Regions from separate parts of the Homo sapiens genome. Here region 2 is linked to region 1. A link is a contact called in ENCODE Hi-C or POLR2A ChIA-PET data. All regions are on one chromosome and are shown on one strand. The core of a region is the stretch at or near the end of the contact, and the rest is flanking DNA. Distances in the headings are between cores, read along the strand shown. Region 1 holds the start of USP3-AS1 (USP3 antisense RNA 1). Region 2 overlaps RAB8B (RAB8B, member RAS oncogene family).

Region 1 (4,286 bases), core at 176-2,675:
TTCCTCCCACTTGACAAATGAGGAAGTGACGCCCAGCAAGGTTCAGACATCTGTCCTGGGTCTGACAGCAAATAAGTCACCAGCCAGTCACCTGAGCTGCCGGAGCCAGTTTCTTCATGTACAAAACTGGGGGTGCAGAGGTTGACGGGGTGACTAATGAGGGCACACAAACCTGAAGGAGGCCCGGGCTCGGTGTGACACCTGGCTGCACCCAACATATTTAAGTTCCTTACTTCCCTCCCCTGGCACAAAGGAGCCGAGCTGGCACAGCCAGGGGCAGTCACGGAGCTGCGGGGGAGGCTGGCAGGGAAAGGGAAACGCTTCCCCAGCCCAGACTCTAGCTCCCTCTGGCTGCGGGGAGCCAAGGCCCCGGCCCATTAGTCGGTCCTTCTGGACTGGAAGCAGGCTGGTCCCGTTTGTTTCCAGGGAAAGCGGGTTAGGACTGCCTGTGGAAGGCCCCGTTGCAGGCTCCTCACAACCCCAGTGGTAGACATTATTCCCCCCACGCAGAGGAAATGAAGGCTCCGTGAGTGACTGACACGGCGATAAACCAAGTCTAACTTGGCTCAAGATCTTTTCTTTGCTGGGAGGGGCTGGTGAGGCTGCAGCAGAGGGTCCCCCAAGCTTTCTGGCCAAGCGACCTGGGTGGGTGTCCGTGACTGTACCTGCTCAGGGCTTGCCTCTAGCTGCCTCCGAACCCTACCCTTTTCCAGGCTGGTGGCCCAGGGGATGCAGGAACAGCTCTAGTCTACTAAGCTGAACCCGGACTCAATGCTAACGCGTGCCCCCACCGCCTTGAGGGTTGGGATGGGCCTGTCACTAGGCCACCTCCAAGGAAACAAATCCCTCTTCCCACTCACGTCCCGCCGGGACATTCAGGGGCCTCAGCTTGAAGCTAGACTGGAGCAATCGCCAAGCACCGCTCCCCTGCAAGGCAGCACATCCAGAGCGAAACAAAGAGTCAAGGGTTGTGGCTCCTGGAACCGGCATTCCCTCTGTCCACAGCCGCCCCAGGACTCTGCTGGGCCGGGGTCGGGGCTTCCCACTAGGGGCTCCCAAGGCTACGAGCCAAGAACCCACGCAGATGAAGGTACGGTGGGGTGCAGGGGCAGAAAGAGGAGGGAAAATGGGCCGGCCAGAAAGCCGACTTGGAACCCTGCAGTGTCATCGCAGCCAAGTGTCTTCACCTCGCAGGGCCCGAGTCCTCCTCGGTAAATGAGTCCACTCGGTCCCATGGGGCGGTTGGGTAGCTTTAACAAGCCAGTGAGCCCCGGGTCACCGCACTCTCCTCACAGGTGCCCCAACCTGGCGTCCGTCACGCTCTCGGGCTGCGGCCACGTTACCGACGACTGCCTGGCGCGCCTGCTGCGCTGCTGCCCACGCCTGCGCGCACTGCGCCTGGAGAACTGCGCGCGCGTCACCAACCGCACGTTGGCTGCCGTGGCGGCGGACGGGCGCGCGCTGCAGACATTGCACGTGGACTTCTGCCGCAACGTGAGCGCGGCCGGCCTGCGCCGCCTGCGCGCCGCGTGCCCGCGCCTGGCCCTGCGGGCAGAGCACAGCGCCGCCATGCTGCCCGACCAGCCCCCGCGCCCGCGCGCGCCCGCCGCGGCCCTCGGCAAGCTGCTGCAGCGCTAGACGCCGCCCCGCCGCTGCCCCCGGGGAAGGAGCGCAGCCCCAGACCGTCCTGGCTTCGAACCCAGCTCTTCCACCTTCAGACCACCACCGCATATTCTGAGCCTCATTTTCCCCGTCTGCACAGTGGGGATAAGAAAGCCTACCTCACGTTACGATTTTATACATAGGATAAACGCAAGATTAAATGGATATTTGGAAAACACTCGGCTGGTTCTCACTCAACACCACCGCCTTTCCCCTCTTGCTTCCGCCCCAGGCTTTCTGCTGTGCGCTCCCCACGGAGGCGGGAGGCGCCTGCACCGTCCTCGGGGACTCCGATCGCCGTTGGACCGAAATCACCTCGGTGGGGAGGACCTGACCACTCGGAGTTCGCCGACTTGCGCTCGGGGGTGACGGGGGCCAGGGCTGCCGCGCGCAGGGGTCTGGGGAGCCTCCGGGCGGAGCGACCCAGCGAGACCCCGCCGGCTCCCGGAGTGTCCTGGGGACCGCCACCTCCAGGAGCCCCGGTGGTGATCTCGGTGAAGCAGGAGGAGGGGAAGCAGGGGCGCACGGGCAGAAGGAGCCACCGAGCCGCTCCTCCTTGCGGTTTTGCCCGCACGCGCGTCTGCCCGCCCACCTTTCCTGGGGCGGATGCGTTCCCGCAGTGACCGCACTCGCGATTGTAGAAAATTCGCTCCCAATTGTTGAATGCTTACATAAACTGCATAGTTACCCATATTTTCTACTGTTCTCATAAGGGAAAAAGAAATGATTTGGAAGAAAAAAAAAGCCTCAAACTAAACAAAAACAAAACCAGCAGCCCTGGCTAAGCTTTTGATAATGGAACCATTATAAGCTGACAAGCTAGATTTTTCACCTGTTGGATTTGCTGGACATGAGCACAAGCCTAGGCTTCCAATTTGAATTTCAGGGCTGTAGTCACTGATGTGTCACATTTAGTGAAGGCTCTCGGCCCCCCGGCAGCCGCCTGGTCCTGGGTCACTGGGGAGAATTCTGGGTGGGTGGAAGAGGCGAGGAGCACTGTGATGGGCGCTGTTCACACTCCGGCTCCACCCAGCGCCAGCTGCGACAAAGCCCTTTACCCCTCCCAGGCCAGGTGTTTCTTCTGTGTGAAAGAGGAGCTTGATCCCTACTCACAGGTTCCTTAATTCATTGCTCAAATAGGGAAACGGCAAGGAAAAAGACAAATTCTGTTCTCATGAAGCTTACCTTCTAGTGGGGGAAGAGACAACAGGTAACTGGTATATAAGAGGGTAGAAGGGCCAGGTGCGGTGGCTCAATGCCTGTAATCCCAGCACTTTAGGAGGCCAAGATGGGCGATTCACGAGGTCAGGAGATCGAGACCATCCTGGCTAACAAGGTGAAACCCCCGTCTGTACTAAAAAAAAATACAAAAAATTAGCCGGGCGTGGTGGCGGGCACCTGTAGTCCCAGCTACTCAGGAGGCTGAGGCAGGAGAATGGCGTGAACCCGGGAGGCGGAGCTTGCAGTGAGCCAAGATCGTGCCACTGCACTCCAGCCTGGGCGACAGAGAGACTCTTGTCTCAAAAAAAAAAAAAAAAAAAAAAAAATGGTAGAAAGTATTTGGAAAAAAGTGCAGGCTGTAACAAGGGCTATTAGGGATTGCTGGCAAGAGATTGGGGGGTGAAGCCTCTGAGAAAGGGTTGACCAATGTAAGCCTCACTGAGAAGATGACATCTGAGGCATGAAGTGAGGCAGGGGGCATAGATACTCCTGGCAGAGGAACAGTCAGTGCAGAGGCCGCGGACTACAGGCATGGCTCATGTGCAAGGAGATCAGAGTGGCTGGAGCAGAGTGAATGAGGAGGGAAGCTGAGTAGCAGGTATCTGAGAAGCAATGCAGCCCGCAGCTTAACTTCAACATGCTTTTAAACTTTTTTCCCATTCTCTTGAGTTTCAAGATATAACCTTGAGGAAACTCAAAATCCTTTCTCCTTAGCCTTAAAATAGACTCCACGTCCCTCCCCTTTCTCACCAGATATGCTCCCTTTTCATTTATCTAACTGTATGCTACTATTTAATTGTGTGATGTCTTAGAAGTTTCAGTGGCTAATCTTGAGACAGACCAAGCCTGGAGACCCAGCTGCAAACCTCCAAAAATTACTTCAAAATGGCTAATTAACAACCTGACCATTGTTAAAATAATGTCAATCCGAGGTCCAGGTGGACTGAAGCCCAAGATAGCCACCAGAACAAAACACACAGACATCATACTCAGCCCATTTCTTGCATGCCTTCCTTATCAAGTCTTCCCTTTTAAAAACCCTAAAAATTGCTTTCCCCTCTAAAAATTGAAGCAGTTACTTTAAATAGCAATCTGGCTACTTCCCCCTTTACTAGTTTTGGGTAATAAATTTGCTTTTTATTACTAGACTTCGTTCTTGTTAATTCAAGCATCTGCACCTGCTTTGTTTGGTTATGGTAAGGGATGGGGGTAGCAGTGGATGGACAGATTAATGTGAGGAAGAAATGAGAGATGAAGGTTCCCCCTCAGCCCAACCTACCCCCAGAAGGAACCAGGGCGCCATGCACAGATGATAGGTGAAGTCCCAGCGGCCCTGGATTTTGTTCCAGGCAGAACATGTGGACAGGCAAGCAGCACCCTGTCCCACACCAGCCCTTCTGGGG
Region 2 (4,286 bases), core at 1,305-3,804, 370 kb before region 1:
GATTGGGAAAAATATGCCATTTGTGCCAAAATGTTGATTTTTTTTTTACTCATCCTCTTACCTGCATTACTCTGTTGGTTGTAACTTTACTCATCAGCAATAGCTTATTATAATTATCCTTCCATCACACTGGCTACAGTGAGCTGTAAGTGCTGCTTAATTTTCATACACTTTTGTGGCATTGATGTTGGTTTTGATCAAGAAAAGGCTCTTGTTAACTAGATTCAGAACGCTGGAAGTTTGCAGTTATGTTTGTTTATTTTATAATCTCTTACCACTTTTGTTGTTGTTGTTGCTGAGACAGAGTCTTGCTCTTGTCGCCCAGGCTGGAGTGCAGTGGCTTGATCTCGGCTCACTGCAACCTCCGCCTCCCGGGTTCGAGGAATTCTCCTGCCTCAGCCTCCCTGGTAGCTGGGATTACAGGCGCCCACCACCACACCTGGCTAATTTTTGTATTTTTAGTAGAGACACGGTTTCGCCACGTTGGCCAAGCTGTTTTCGAACTCCTGACCTCAGGTGATCCGCCCGCCTGGACTTCCCAAAATGCTGGGATTACAGGCGTGAGCCACCACGCCCGGCCTGTTATCACTTTTTATTTAGAGAAAAGTCAGTGGGATAAGAGGATGAGAGAAGGCAGAGGCAGGCCTGCAGGAGAGAGTATGATTTTACTACTTATTATTATTATTATTTTAGAGACAGGGCCTTGCTCTGTTTCCCAGGTGGGAGTGCAGTGGCACAATCATAGCTCACTGTAGCCTTGAACTCCTAGGCTCAAATGATCCTCCTGCCTCTGTCTCCCGAGTAGCTAGGACTACAGGCATGTGCCACCATGCCCAGCTAATTTTTAATTTAATTTAATTTAATTTGTAGAGATGGGCTCTCACTATGTTGCCCAGGCTGGGAGAGTATGACTTTAGGTTTTTCTCTACTGCCTCTAGTAATTTGGTAAAGACCCTTCCTCCTCCCCTCTCTACTAAAATGTTTATTTGTATTAATTGGGTGGGAAAATTACCAAATTTTACAGTTCATACCAATATAAGCTGAAATATTTCTGAACAAAGTGACTTGGGAATTTTCCTGGAAAGTAAAAATATGTATACAGCTAAAGTTTGTTTTAACCCTGGTTATTATCTGATACATTACATGGATAGCATTCTTTTTAATTTTTTCTTTTTAAGAATTCATTCTAAAAGGGAAAAGAGATATCATTTGTTTTTAGTTAGTTGTACTATGTAGTGTTATTACTTAGTTCTATTAGTTTATTTTTTTAGCTTTCATTTACCTCTAAATGAATGGAAAATACGATACATGGTCAATACTTGGAAAGAGCCAAATAATCAGTTTCACTGCATTTTTGGTGCAACATCATTGGAATGTAGTTGTAATTTTTTCCAGTGATAATTCCAGTGATTTGGCAATATGGTCTTCCCATAGCAATAGCGCCTTAGTACCTAAAATCAGGGATTTGCGTGTTTTTTGTTTTTTTTTTTAACTTCAGTTTTTGAATGTCTTCAGAGTATTCACCTCACCCTTAAATGAAACAGATCTGACTCAGTTGTCAGAATTCAAACAAGGAAATTCTAGGTTTAGGAAATAATAGAGGTTCATACTCGAGGGGTTTTCCTGCTACAAAGGTACACTTTATCAGAAACAATGGATGCAGCAAGAGAGACGCAACTGGTTTTGTTTTGGAGCAGTTTGGTTCTTGAGATAATGATGAATTAATAGTGGGGAAAGAAATGGAAGCTCAGAGGCATTCTGAACTTTCATTCTTTAAGAAAGGTTAGTTCACCAGTTAGCCCCTTTATGAAAAGAGACTTTATTGAAGGTACAACATCTGTTCACTGAGAATCTCTAAAATCCACATTTTGACATCTTCGAGCTTATTGCTACTTCTAGATTGAGTAACACTTGAAACACATTTCCTTTTCAAAGTGCAAGATTTGCAAAAGAGACTTGTCATGAAGTCTTTTGGCCTGGCTTAAATGGTGAGCTGAATGCTGGATAATCTCTGCTGGCTCCTTAATCAGATTTAAAATTCTCAGTGTTTCCTAATTGTTTCTGCATACTTTACCTGAGTTGTAGCTGTATTATTACACTTTATTTGCTATTTTTGTCTTTCTTGACTTTTGGTAGTTCTAGCATTTAGAAACCTTTTATTTATGATTCAACACATAGTTATATTTTAGTAGTTATCATTTGATATATAGTTATTTATTTTGCTCATTTATTTCCCAGAGATATATTAAGGGTTAATTAGATCATTATATTTTAACCTTACAAATTAAAGCCCTTCGAGACTCAAATAGAGACATTGTTTAAAACTATTCTTAATTGTACTATTTGTATATCTATAATGCATGTTTATGGCTCAAAGAGAAATTAGTAAATTCTTCCTAATTTCTGAAATTAGTTTATGAGTTTGTTATATTTTGTTGGTATGATTAGATCTTATGGGTACAGCTGTCATATGAAGAATGCCAAGAATTGAATTTAATTTAGTAACAAATAGAAAATTCTGAAACAGTGTAAAGCCGTTCAGCTTTTTTAGCAGGAAGTGGTAATGTGTGTCACTGTTGACATATATAAATGCCATTTAATTTGCCACTTCCTATTCATAGGATGGAAGAACCAAACACGTCAGAAAATTCTAGTCCATCTTCTTAGTTTATCAGGTTTTTTTTTAAGGGCAAGTTATATTTGCTGACCATTTGTCCCCCTTAAAAAATGCCCCGTTTTCCTCTGTTGGGTTGAACAAAGCTAAAATAAACGTATTTGGCTGCCAGTGATCATTTCACACTGTTGTTAAATGTTTTCTAAACTTACTTTTATTGTGTTTTTCCTCCTAAACTTTAGACTTCCTAATTTTCAAACAAGAAAACAATTTTAATATAAATAAACAAAAATTTAAATAGTTATAAATATATCCAGCAAAATAACTTATACTTGGTGAAAATAGCTTTATAACTTATGCGACGTATATTTATGAAAGAACAATGCCTTGACCTCTTTTTTTTCAATCTAAGTAGCATTCTTTTTTTTTTTCTTTTTTGTTGAGAATAGTCTCATGGCATGCCAGGGCTGGGGAGTGGTGGCGCAATGATCATAGCTCACTGCAGCCTTTAACTCCTGGCCTCAAGCTATCCGCTCACTTCAGCCTCCCAGGTAGCTAGGACCACAGGCACGTGCCACCACATCCAGCTAATTTTTAATTTTTTTTTTTTTAGAGGTGGGGTCTCATCATGTTGCCCAGGCTGGTCTCCAACTCCTGGCCTCAAGTGATCCTCCCACCTCAGCCTCCCTAAATGCTGGGATTACAGGCATTAGCCACTGTTCCCAGTCTCAATCTAAGTAACATTCTTGATTTATTTCTACCTTTACATTTTCTCCAAGTCCTTTATTTTGAGAAAAAAATATTTTAAAGCTTCAGTTTATGACTCATTTTTTATTTCAGTAGTCCATTTTTCTAATTAGAGATTTCAACTAATTATCCTAAAATCAGCTACTCTAAAATTTCATTAATCTAAATTCAAACCAAAAAAAGCATAAGCAAAATTTGATTGTCAAAGAAAGTTTCAAAACTGGCAAGAACTGTATCTTTATTGTTAATCAAAATCTTAAGGAGGTGAATGTAGCATTTCTTTAAAGTAGACTTCAATATTTGGGAAACTATTTTTCTATTTCTGGAAGATCTCTGAAATGTAAATATACAAACCACATAACCCATATTCAGATAGCCTGGGATCACGTGTTTCCAAATGTACTTTTGAAACAAAGTCCTGTTTTTTTTTCCTTTTTAACTGTAAAAGCACAGTATTTAACTTCTGCTTCTTAAAGTGGGTCAAAGGGGATAGATAACCTTTGTAGAAAAATGTGCAGTGCTGTGAGTAAACCCAGCATTGAAATCTTGCATTGTTATGATTCATTGAAAGGCTGAATGACCCAGAAGTCTGAATTTTTTTTCAAGGTTCTCATGACTGCAGCCAAATTAGTCTTTTAAAAGAAATTCAGTGGGAACGAGGTATAGAAAACCTTAGTTGAAGGTCCCTGATGTTTTTCTACCCCTGATTTTTCTGGACCAGGCAGCAGACTTCCCCAGGAGACCCAAGATAGTACTCAAAGCAGGAGAGCTGTGTGTGTTCTAAGCTGCAGCACCCACCGGCCAAAATGCATCAAGTCACAGCTTATGCTGAAGGTCAGGAGAACTAGTTGGCCCTAGAGAGAGAGTTCCGAAGGCCAAGAAAACTACTCTTTCCCACACTCCAGCAATGGTATCCTTTCACCCA

What was found. A loop is a pair of places that touch in the nucleus more often than their neighbours do. ChIA-PET counts read pairs that join two places held with the same protein, here RNA polymerase II (POLR2A). Pooled maps may share reads with other maps.
Region 2: a loop to region 1 is called in a pooled map, with 2.8 times the contacts of the local background. The contact joins the enhancer-like site here to the promoter of USP3-AS1 in region 1. A Hi-C loop is called at or near these places in 1 of 50 pooled maps. POLR2A ChIA-PET finds 5 or more read pairs at or near these places in 2 of 52 experiments (Panc1 and naive thymus-derived CD4-positive, alpha-beta T cell).

The regions. Positions count from the first base shown.
Region 1 is chr15:63,599,402-63,603,687 of GRCh38, forward strand. USP3-AS1 (USP3 antisense RNA 1) reads right to left here and starts at 1,426. Exons shown (of 3, transcript NR_034080.1): 1 at 1,188-1,426. FBXL22 (F-box and leucine rich repeat protein 22) reads left to right here. Exons shown (of 2, transcript NM_001367807.1): 2 at 1,296-1,840. The coding sequence ends at 1,638. RefSeq lists enhancers at 543-1,260, 1,523-2,340 and silencers at 1,328-1,617, 2,038-2,167.
Region 2 is chr15:63,230,022-63,234,307 of GRCh38, forward strand. The region is part of intron 1 of RAB8B (RAB8B, member RAS oncogene family); the gene reads left to right. Among named protein-coding and RNA genes, the nearest start is that of RAB8B, 43 kb to the left of the region's middle. Within about 2 kb of position 2,555, at least 6 of the 41 ENCODE cell types and tissues checked have a DNase peak (open chromatin) inside an H3K27ac peak, as active enhancers do.